Linked DNA regions of Homo sapiens: all the other regions are linked to region 1. A link is a contact called in ENCODE Hi-C or POLR2A ChIA-PET data. All regions are on one chromosome and are shown on one strand. Each heading gives the region's core, a stretch centred on a gene start or an enhancer-like site at or near the end of the contact. The rest is flanking DNA. Distances are from core to core; before and after follow the strand shown.

The links. A loop is a pair of places that touch in the nucleus more often than their neighbours do. ChIA-PET counts read pairs that join two places held with the same protein, here RNA polymerase II (POLR2A). Pooled maps may share reads with other maps.
Region 2: a loop to region 1 is called in a pooled map, with 22 times the contacts of the local background. The contact joins the promoter of OTUD7B here to the promoter of TARS2 in region 1. A Hi-C loop is called at or near these places in 2 of 37 single-sample maps with no recorded cell type and 10 of 50 pooled maps. POLR2A ChIA-PET finds 5 or more read pairs at or near these places in 2 of 52 experiments (K562 and activated T-cell).
Region 3: a loop to region 1 is called in a pooled map, with 10 times the contacts of the local background. The contact joins the promoter of VPS45 here to the promoter of TARS2 in region 1. A Hi-C loop is called at or near these places in 1 of 37 single-sample maps with no recorded cell type and 5 of 50 pooled maps. POLR2A ChIA-PET finds 5 or more read pairs at or near these places in 2 of 52 experiments (CD8-positive, alpha-beta memory T cell and activated T-cell).
Region 4: a map of naive thymus-derived CD4-positive, alpha-beta T cell shows a loop between it and region 1 (2.1-fold over the local background). The contact joins the promoter of CERS2 here to the promoter of TARS2 in region 1. A Hi-C loop is called at or near these places in 1 of 168 maps with a recorded cell type or tissue (naive thymus-derived CD4-positive, alpha-beta T cell), 6 of 37 single-sample maps with no recorded cell type and 10 of 50 pooled maps. POLR2A ChIA-PET finds 5 or more read pairs at or near these places in 6 of 52 experiments (A549, A673, BJ and 3 more).

Annotation. Positions count from the first base shown.
Region 1 is chr1:150,485,982-150,488,873 of GRCh38, forward strand. TARS2 (threonyl-tRNA synthetase 2, mitochondrial) reads left to right here and starts at 1,438. Exons shown (of 18, transcript NM_025150.5): 1 at 1,438-1,535; 2 at 1,877-2,073. The coding sequence starts at 1,470. RefSeq lists enhancers at 1,263-1,769, 1,263-1,532.
Region 2 is chr1:150,009,303-150,012,037 of GRCh38, forward strand. It overlaps OTUD7B (OTU deubiquitinase 7B), which reads right to left and starts at 1,424. Exons shown (of 12, transcript NM_020205.4): 1 at 1,146-1,424. RefSeq lists enhancers at 169-1,051, 416-465 and silencers at 986-1,275, 1,536-1,585.
Region 3 is chr1:150,066,459-150,069,206 of GRCh38, forward strand. VPS45 (vacuolar protein sorting 45 homolog) reads left to right here and starts at 1,318. Exons shown (of 15, transcript NM_007259.5): 1 at 1,318-1,492; 2 at 2,172-2,306. The coding sequence starts at 1,400. It also overlaps a transcript of OTUD7B not described here. RefSeq lists a silencer at 495-734 and an enhancer at 945-1,274.
Region 4 is chr1:150,973,513-150,976,212 of GRCh38, forward strand. CERS2 (ceramide synthase 2) reads right to left here and starts at 1,323. Exons shown (of 11, transcript NM_022075.5): 1 at 1,107-1,323. RefSeq lists enhancers at 1-472, 430-574, a cis regulatory region at 502 and silencers at 678-1,167, 1,188-1,627.

The DNA of each region.
Region 1 (2,892 bases), core at 188-2,687:
GACTCAAACTGACCTCTGCAGATTCTTGATTCCAGCTTTTTTGTTTTTGTTTTGTTTTGAGATGAAGTCTCGCTCTTGTCCCCCAGGCTGGAGTGCATGGCGTGATCTCGGCTCACTGCAACCTCCACCTCCCGGGTTCAAGCGATTCTCCTGTCTCAGCCTCCCAAGTAGCTGGGATTACAGGCGCCCACCACCATGCCCAGCTAATTTTTGTATTTTTAGTAGAGACGGGGTTTCACCATGTTGGCCAGGCTGGTCTAGAACTCCTGACCTCAGGTGATCCACCCGCCTCGGCCTCCCAAGTAGCTGGGATTACAGGCGCCCACCACCACGCCCAGCTAATTTTTGTATTTTTAGTAGAGACGGGGTTTCACCATGTTGGCCAGGCTGGTCTAGAACTCCTGACCTCAGGTGATCCACCTGCCTCGGCCTCCCAAAGTGCTGGGATTACAGCGTGAGCCACTGCGCGCGGCCATCTTTGCTCCAGCTTTAAAGTGGTTACTCCAGAGGCTGAGGTGGTCAGTTGAGCCCAGGAGGTCGAGACTGCAGTGAGCCATGATTGTACCCCTGCACTCCAGCCTGGGCAACGGTGAGACCTTGTCTCAAAATTAAAAAATAAAACTGTTACAGTCATTTATCATAATAGCTTCTTGTTGCTTTTGCCCATTACCAAAAAACCATGGGCCACACTAGACGATTTACATAAAATTTAACTCAACAATTGGGAGCAACACTATTCTCATTTTATAGTTGAGAAAATTGAGGCTTAGAGAAATTAAATAGGTCAGGCAAGGCGGCTCATGCCTGTAATTCCAGAACTCTGGGAGGCCGGAGCGCGGTGGCGGTTTGGTGGGGGGGAGGGGAGGGATTGCTTGAGGCCAGGAGTTCGAGACTACCCTGGCCAACATAGTGAGACCCGCCCCCCCCTCCCGCCCCCCCCGGTCTCTATTAAATAAATATGAGAAGTTTAATAATTTTCCCAAAATTACATAGTTAATGGCAGATCCAGAATTTACACTAGGTCTGTCTGGTTCCCCAGTCTATGCTCTTAAGTTTTGCTACTTGCTGTAAGGACCACGTAAAATAAAATGTATAGTTAAAGGGAAATTACTACCATTTCCTGTCTGGTTTTCTCCCACTCTCGCCCTCAAAAGTTCACCTGCCCTTGTCCTCAAAGCCACAGGACGCCTAATTGCTATTTTTGGGTTTCAGCTGAAACGCCACGGGTCTGGGGGAATAGCGAGGGTGTGTTACATTTTCGGTCTTCCGGTCAGCCGGAACCACTCACACCGCTGCTGGTGCTGTGTAGGGTGTACCTCTTCGGAGTTCCTGGAGGTGGTGCCAGACTAGAGTGGCAGCTGTAGTAACCAATAGACACGGACTTTGTTGGACCAGAAGCCAATGAAGAATTACGTGGAGGAGAAGCGGCGATAATCTGTTTGAGGATGTAGGCACTGGTGTGAAGGAACATGGCCCTGTATCAGAGGTGGCGGTGTCTCCGGCTCCAAGGTTTACAGGCTTGCAGGCTACACACGGTGCGTGAGGCACCCCCAAAGCTCCGATCCGCATCAGACTTAGCCCAGCCGAAGCCCCCAAATTTTTATGTTAACCCAGCCTCACGCCACTCCTCCTCTCCCTGGTCCTCCGAGTCCCCAGAAAAGGACTCGTATCTAAACTCGTTATCTAATTCTCGAGTTAGCGGTCTGGGGGACTCTGAGCTCGAAGGACCCCCAGCCTAGGGTCTTGTATCACCCAATCCCCTTAAAAAGTAGGAATTCGGACGAAGTCCACTTAACCATCCCAAAGTGCCATCATCTGCAATTCTAAGAAAGAATGATGGGACGTGTGTTACCTGCTAATATATCTTTCCCTCCAGGCAGTTGTGTCGACCCCTCCACGCTGGTTGGCAGAGCGGCTTGGCCTTTTTGAGGAGCTGTGGGCTGCTCAGGTAAAGAGATTAGCAAGCATGGCACAGAAGGAACCCCGGACTATTAAGATATCACTTCCTGGAGGCCAGAAAATTGATGCTGTGGCATGGAACACAACCCCCTACCAACTAGCCCGGCAGATCAGGTAACAGGCCCATCCTGTAACTACCAGGATTATCCTTCTGCCCCTTTACTTTCTCTTCACTTGAGCAGGGGAAGAAAACTTGGTCTGCTTGTTTCTGTTCCGTCCCCATTAAGATAGCCTTTCCTGAAGATTTTGTTTTTGTTTTTTGTTGTTGTTCTTTTATACAGACGGGGTCTCTCCATGTTGCCCAGGCTAGTCTTGAACTCCTGGGCTCAAGCGATCCTTCCATCTCAGCCTCCCGAAGTGCTGGGATTACAGGCATGAGCCACCAAACCCGGCCTGAGATTTGTTTTATCTGTATTAGTTTCTGCATCAGAGTCTCTGTCCTTTCATTGGGGAAAGAAATGAAAGCTTCTGTTGCTCTGGTAACTCATTTCACCTTTGCAAGTTTACAGTTGCTGAGAGATGAGCAACTTTCTCCCCACTGTGGATTGTAACCCTGTCTGTTTTAAATCATTAATTTACTTTTTAATAATTGATACATAATAATTGAACATATGAATGGGTATATGTGATATTTTGATATATGCATACAATATGTAATGATCAAATCAGGGTGTTCAGGATATCTGTTACCCCAAACATTTATCATTTCTTTGTGTTGGGACTATTTCAAATCTTCTAGCTATTTTGAAATATACAATAAATTATTATTAACTGTATTCACCCAACTCTGCTATGGAACATTAGAGCATATTCCTTCTGTCTAACTCTATTTTTGTACCCATTAGCCAACCTCTTCATCTCCCCTCCCCCATCCTTTCCAGCCTCTGGTAACTATCACTCTATTCTCTACCACTGTGAGATCAACTTTTTAAA
Region 2 (2,735 bases), core at 174-2,673, 480 kb before region 1:
GTTAGCAACTCTTTGGAGCCAGTCTTACCGCCACCTCTTTCTCTACTCTGTCCTTTTCCACCTTTGAAATAGATTCTGAAAGACAAAGGGATCCAGCCTCCTCAAAAATCTCCTAAATATACAGTACTAGAGGCCAAAGACTGAAAAATTAGCAGCATGTGAATTTCTAAGCAAAGCGTTACGTAGTACGTATAAAAAGATAAGGAAAATAAAAGTCAACGTCCTGCTAATTCTAGGCTTTGCATTCGTGAAAAGCTGCCTGAAAAGTTTGTGGGGAACTTCTTCCATAAAATTCCACCAGTCAGTTTCTAATTTCAAATTTTTACATCTTTATTGTGCCCAGAGAAGCCACCTAGGTTAGACAAGAAAGACTACCACGAGCGGGGAGAAAGAGACTCTGAGCGCTGGTCCTTGTGAGCCGACAAGCTAAAAATACGCCGGCCCAGTAAACAAATCCCATTCCATCCCGACCGGAGCCACACCGTTAACCTAGTAATTATGAGAAGAGTGAGATCACGCAGCCCCCGGCTTACTCATCATCAGCTTCTAAAGTTTCCATCGGCTCATGGCAACTTTTCTTTTTTCTAAAGTTCTTAAGACTGCCCTAGAATCCGTCAACCTCCGTCTCTCTCCCTCTCTCACACACACACACAAACACACACACACACCTTTTTCTCGCCTTTCCTCCATTACTGTATGCACCTTAGTTTGGCTATCAATAGGAAGAATAAGCTTATTTGCTTTTCATTTTAGTATTATATTGAGATTTTAAATGAACTTTATCCTACTGTGGGGATAATACACTGCATCTTAATCACCTTAAAACTCCACCATCCCTCCCGAAAGTCTAGCTGACAAGGGGGGACCGTCCAAACTGGCCAGCACAGCTCAGGAAGGGAGGCCGGGAGCTGGAGAGCGCGGGGTAGGAACGCAGGACGCAGGTGAAAGGGAGGAGGAAAGATCGGGACGAAGCAAGGAGCAGTCAGGGCGAGAAAGGAGTGCCGAGGGGAGATGGCTTCGGGTGAAACAGATTCAGAAAGGAGAAAGGGGACAGTGGCGATCTGAGGAGCAGAGTTTGCGAGTCTGAGAAGCCGGGAGGGGCGGGAGCAGACGGGGGACGGTGTCAGGACGGGGGGCTCCGTTACCCTCGCGGGCTCCCGGGGCAAGGCCCTAGGCCGGGGCGGAGCGCGGGGCCCGGCCGCCTCTCTTCATTCCTCGGCAGTGACCCCGGGGTCCGGCCGGCCCCTCCCCCGACGGCGATGGAGGTGGAGGCGGTGGTGGAGACTGCGACCGCAGCTGTTGCTCCGCACGGGATCTGGAGCTGGAGCCAGAAAGGACTGATCGGGACTGGCCTCCCCCAGTGGCTTTTTGCCCACTCCGCACCCGGTCGCCACTCCGGCTCCGGCGGCTGGTTCAGGATCGGTGGCTTTCTGCTGTCCGGCCGGAAACAGGCGCCAGTTTCCGGCCGGAGCGGGTTGGTGGTGACACCCAGGCCGCCCCCGGGCCTCCTCCCGCTCCGCCCCGTCGCAGCCCCGCCTTTAGCGCCGCTCCCCAGGCTGCGGCCAGTTTGGCGCTTGCCCCGCGCGTGACCCCGTGTTTTCCCGACCCGAGTCCCTAAAGCTCCTGGTCTGGAGCATTCTTGAACAGGAGTTGGAGGAGTACAGGGTGGACTCTTAGGACTCTGGGGTAGAATCAGTTGGCTACAGCCGTTGGGAAGGAGCTGAAAGGGGTGGAGTAGTTGTAGAAAGGTGAGAGAGATGAAAATACTTCAGAATGAAAAGACTGACATTCTAGTAACTCTACACAATCATTCTGGAGTGACCGGAGGAAGATTAGCTTCTTCCACACCAGTCTCCACCCAATTATATATTTCTCTTGTTCCTTCACTCTTGAAGTGAACATATCCTTCTCTGTAAACACTTAATATTTATTTACTTGCATAACAGTGATACCCTGTTGATACATCTGCTTTAGACTGCTAACAGTAAAAAAAACTTACATAGTGCGTTTGTTATGTCTTCTAGTGCGTTTGTTATGTCTTTTAAAACATTATGGCATAATTCAAATATGTATTGTATCCCTGTGATGTGTATCACTGCTCTCAGTGATACAGGGGGATACAAAAATTAACAAGACATAATCCCAGACATCAAAGGTTTTACAATTTAGTAAAATACATAAAACTATATTATATGTAGCAGAACTTGTATGTGTCCTACCTGAGTGACAATGAGCTATGGCTATGAGAACATAATAAGCCATCCTTGTCACATAGTAGACCTTCCATATTTGTTGAATGAATGAATAAGTATTAGGCCTGTGTGGACTGTTTCAAGAAAGAAAGGCCATTTAGTAAATACCTCTTTATGACAAACACAAAACGATGCCAACCCCGGCTATACTCTAACAAAAGACATTTGAAATTTTAATTCAGATTCCTAACATTATAGCACCTGGTCTGCATATTCAAAATAATGTATTGCCTAATTGTGCCCATTATGCCTATGTAAAAACAAATACTCTAGTCAACTTTTCTTTCCCCTCACTTCTTCCTCAGTTTCTAAAGGGGAGGCGTGGGGCATAGGCATTTTAGAATTGTCTAGCTCAGAATAGGAAACTGACACCTGAAACAGGGAAACTTCCTAGACAGCTATATCTCTTAGGGATACACCTGGGTTTACAATCGAAAATTTAGGGCTGGGCCCAAGGCTGTCCACACATGCTAAGGCCAAACA
Region 3 (2,748 bases), core at 68-2,567, 420 kb before region 1:
CAGAGGTGACAAAAATCTCTTATATTTCAGTAGTTTCTGATCTCCCTTAAGGGATTTGAGAATTATATATAATATTGCATAATCTTAAGCTGATTAATGTTAAAGTGCTATTGGTCTATTTTAACTGTGTACTTCTTAAAATATAATGAAAGAATTTATTTGGTAATCCTGAATCTATTGACCTCACAAACACTGGTCATTATTTTGGTGGAAATATTCATAAGCATTTTTAGTTACTGATTTCTAACAATTGTTTCTTATTATCTTCCTGATTTTACAATTCCCCAAAGTAAAGGTGCGAAAAACAAACATCTACCCTCCTTTTCGACAAATGCCATGATAGAGGGGAGACCTGTGTGGTGTAAAGACAAATGCAGACATTTGGAAGTTGATGGTTTTAAGATTCAGTAAAAACTTGAGAGTTTTGGCTTCAAATCCCCACGCTAGTTTTAGTTCTACCGGATACGTGTCCCCTACCCATTTCAAAGGACCCAGTCACCTCGGCTCTTGCCTGAGTTTCAGAGTCCCGCCGGAGTTAGAGCTGGCAGAGTCCAATTGCTCAGAGCGCCGAGGCGGGGGCGGGGCAGGGGGACGCTTGCAGGTCCGGTGGTCCCGCGGGCTGCGAGCCCCCACGGCCGACCCTAGCTGCAGACCCTCCTGGAGAACCTCAGGCCTTTCCCCCAGAAACATCCCTAAAAGGCGTTCCCTTTGTTCATTCATTCAACAAATATTTGTTCAATCTCATATGCCCCTCTGTCTTGGGAAAACCAATTAGGGCCTCTGCAGCCTCAACACAGGGGCACTGTTCCCGCCTATTAATGACGCAATGAACCCGGGAAGACGAATCTCGACCACTGTTTCGCAAATACCGCGTGTGATTTATTAAATGCCGTCTCTCCGAGTCCCAAGCGGCCGGGAGCATTATGCCACCTCCCTTGCCCTCATCTCTCACTGCCATGCAAGAAAGCGTTAATGGCAAATAGGGCACGTAGCCACACTCCGTCGTTCCTGCTTCCAAGCAAACCTTGTGCCAGGTTCCTCATTTCGCGAGGCTCCACTCTCTTGGGCTTCAGGCTGCCGCTGGGCCTCCAGCACCAAAGGGCAATAGGGGTCTGAGAGTCCGGGCCTCAGGCATCTTCAGGCCGCAGGTGGGTGGAGAATAACGCCCGCGCGTGGCAGCGGCCCAGGCCGTCTCAGCCGGATTTTTCCATCCCCGGGGTAGGCTTGGTCCCCTGTACACTCCAGCGGAACTACAACTCCCAGCACCGTGGCTGCCCGGACTCCCGGAAGCCGAATCCCGGCTGGGAGGAAGCAGCTGAGACCCGGCCAACAGACTGGGGGTTAATTTAGCCAGAAAAGGGGGCGGGAAGGGCTGTAGGGTACTTGTCAATTCGCCGCCATGAACGTGGTTTTTGCTGTGAAGCAGTACATTTCCAAAATGATAGAGGACAGCGGGCCTGGTATGAAAGTACTTCTCATGGATAAAGAGACGGTGAGTTTGCTTTTGCTCAGCATTTGTGAAGGAACCCTCTCAACCTTACAATTGCTCGTCCCATTCCACTGTAGGACTTAGCATTTAATTAAACATACGAAAATGAGGGTCGGTTTGTGTGGAATTGAAAAGTTGTTTATATAAAGCTTGCCCGGTGGGTTTTCAGTCTACATGGCTCCAGCCACTGCCTAGAGACTACTTCTACCCGGAACAATTTATTGGAATCAGAAATCCTTTTCTAAATGTCCCCGCCAAGAAATCATTAATATGTCAGAGCACTTGGAAGGCTTTGGGATGGGCCTACTGTTTCCACTCAACATTGTGTTTTTAAAGTAAAGCTGTTGGAGCTCAAGCTGAAATGACAGATTATTTGTTGGCCACAGACCAGAAAACAAAACTCTTTAAGGTGATAGAAAAAAATATTTTTGGAAACTTATGGATTGTTCCTGTTCAAAGAGACCATGTTTTTTGTTTTTAATCTTGAAGCTTCAGCTGAAAGGATAGAGCGTATTTTTCATTCTCGTATGTTACCTACCTGTTTGGATGTTCAGTAAATGTTTTCCGTATATTACTATTTAAGTTATCCAGCTAAGTATTAATGAAAAAAGAGGGTTAGATGTGCTACTTGTTTTTATTATTCTAGACTAGCATACTTTTAGTTAATCTTTTGTTTTTACAGACTGGCATAGTGAGTATGGTATACACACAATCGGAGATTCTACAGAAGGAAGTGTACCTCTTTGAACGCATTGATTCTCAAAATCGAGAGATCATGAAACACCTGAAGGCAATTTGTTTTCTTCGACCTACAAAGGTACTGCATAAACTGAGCTTCCATCTGCCCAGGCAGATGCAGAACACTCTGATCTGAAAGCATTAAGAAGGCAAAATAAATTTGTATTATCATAATTTGTGGCATCATAATTATCCTGGTTCATCAGTGTTATAACCTTCATTTTTCTTGTTTTGTTTCCATATTTCAGTTGACCCCTTACAGCCAGTTCTTCCTTCAAGATGTTTTTTAGGTTCACAGCCATTCCCATTGCCACTAATGAACTACTCTTAACGGAGACCCACATTACTTTATTCCTGGATTAACCTCCGTATCTGTCACATTGAACACCATCAACACTTAATTTTATATACAGCTATGAGTGTCTTGAATCTTTGCCACTTTATTCACATTTATGCTCAGGAACCTGTGGTGGCTTGATGTTACTTCCATGATTAAATCTATATTTAGCCCAGCCATTAAA
Region 4 (2,700 bases), core at 73-2,572, 490 kb after region 1:
AAGGATCCCTCTCTGGAACAGACTGTGCAGATCACGGTATGGTCAGCGCCAGGTCCTCAGGGACAGGACTGCAGGCAAGTCCTTACCCTTAGGAGCCCCTTTACATGTGCAGCCACTCACACCCCGGTGCGGTCATCCCGACTCCGGTATGCGGCAGCAACCGCCACCCACCCCTGCCCCAGCACAGATATGGGGGTGACTGCCTGCTGGAGGCCTGCTCGGACTCACTTCTCCAGGAACAGGGGCTCACTGCATTCGCCACGATCCTCAGAACCCCCTGAACCTGGGCCTGGCAACTCAGGTGACTGAAACCAGGTTTTGATGCCAGGAGCTAGGCTTAGGGAGGGAGAGACTCCAACTGCAGGCTAAAGATGAGTGCTCTACACCTGCAGTCAACCCACTTGCCACGGGCCTCTAGTGATTAACAAGCTACGGCCCAGAAAGCCAGTTCCACCAGGAGCTCCCTTGCCAGCCATCCACACCTCATAACGGTATGCCTTAGCCCTACCGGGCCGGGGCAGGCGCTCCGGGCCGCTCCTTCCTGTTTCCCGTTAAGCACATGGAAGCTCTGACCTCGCCTGCGAGGTGGGCACGGTGGGCCGGTAGGAAGAAAACGGGGCAGGGCCCTCCCCTCTCCTCCCACCCAAGCCACAGGACGCGTCCAGGCCAGGGCAACCCCGCGGGCCGCTGCCAGGGTGGAGGCTCTCGCGCCAATGGTCACCAAGCTCCTCCACTCCCCAACAAAGGGAAGCCCACGGCTCGGCCCCGTCGCCCGCAGCCCCCGCGTCCCCACCTTCCGCCCTACCTGTTGCCCGGGAAAGCTTCTCCGGCTCAGGGCGGCGCTGCCGCGGACACCGCGGCGCCAGGCCCGCCGGCCCCGGCCGCTCCCTTGAGGCGCTGCGCCCGCCTTACCCGGCGGCCGCCGCCATGAGCGCCCGCAGCGCCCCCCGCCAGCGCCGCCTCCCTCCTCGCCCCGGCCCCGCGGCCTTCCCAGCCCGACCCCTCCGCGGCCCCGCGACAAAGCGGCACCCGGGGCTCCCAACTTTTCCGCAGCCCCTTCCCACCCCCGCGCGGGGCTCGGGCGCCGGGCGGGGGCCCCGACTCACCCGGCGGCAGCGTTGGCGGGGCCGGGGCCGCTGCTCCGTGTACTCCGTCTGCTCGGGTGGTTGCTCCGAGGCCCCGAGGCCTGGCTCCCCGCGCCTCTCCTCCCTCTTCCGCCCGCCCGCCGGCCCGCGCCCGCCCTCGCCCTCCCTCCTCCGCCAGCCGCCGGCGCCGCCGCCGCCGCCCGCCGAGCCCAGTCGAGCTGAGCCCGAGCCCAGCCGGGAAAAAAAGGCCGCGAGCAGCCCAAGGGCCGGGAGGCTGGGCGTGACGGGAGGGGAGGGCGGGGCGGGCCTCTGCGCTGCGGCTGCCCCTTCGCCCCGGCGCGGGAGGCCAGACCCCAACCCTCCGCTCCCGGCCCCACAGCCGCGTCCACGCCCGTCACCTTGCGCTAGAGAAACCGCCGACCTGGGGAGGCGGGTGCGGGCTCCTTCCGCCACTTCGGTCTCTTTTCGGGGTGGGAGGTCTCCCACTGGGACCGACACAGACGCACTGGATGCCGCGGGGTCCCGGGCTCCGAGCGGCGGTGTCCCTGTCCCCTTACTCCTACCCACCCCCACCCACCCCCAACTGCTGTGCGGCCCCCGGTCCCCGCCAGGGTGGGCACATTCCCACTTCCAGCCCCACGGGGCGCGGGCGGAGGAGGGTGCAGCCCGGGGATCCTGCCCAAGTGCCTCGCGCCGAAGCTGAAAACCTCTCCAGGGCAGACCGAAGCAGCCGACCCTCGAGACCCAGTCGGAGCCTGCGATCACTCGGGCGACCCTCGCCTACCCCGCCGTAAAAGCCGCGGCCTTTCCACCTAGGTGCTACGGGACCTACCCCCGTGGCAAGGAAGAGCAAACCCGAACTTGCGCACACCCGGCGGCCCTGTCTGAAAGAGCCACCCCAACTTTTGTTTTGTAAAATGTATGAGTTTTCAAATGACACCACGTTTATCCGTATTCGATTTCGTGTTAAAAAGTGTTTTCCGGCCGGGCGCGGTGGCTCACGCCTGTAATCCCAGCACTTTGGGAGGCCGAGGCGGGCAGATCACCTGAGGTCAGGCGTTCGAGACCACCCTGGCCAACATGGTTAAACCCTGTCTCTACTAAAAATACAAAAATTAGCCGGGCACGGTGGCTCGCGCTTGTAATCCCAGCTACTCGGGAGGCTGAGCCACGAGAATCGCTTGAACCCTGGAGGTGGAGTTTGCAGTGAGCCGAGATCTCGCCACTGCACTCCAGCCTGGGCGACAGAGTGAGACTCCGTCTCAGGAAAAAAAAAAAAAAAGTGTTCTCCCCTTGGCCTGGCGCCGTGGCTTATGCCTGTAATCTCAGCACTTTGGGTGGCCGAGGTGGGCAGATCACTTGAGGTCAGAGTTCAAGACCAGCCTGGTCAACATAGCGAGACCCCCAACTCCTTTATAAATTTAAAAAAAAAAAGTTTTCCCCTTGAGTCGTGTGGTAAAATTACTGTTTCAGAAGTAATTACTGTTGGAAGATGCAACATGGTTTTCCTAGAAAGCTGGTCTTAACTCCTAACGTGAACGAGTGGTGACTAAGATGTATTTGAGGGCTCCTATACAGGGAGAGCTGCAGCTTACTCCATGGAGAGGTACTTTTG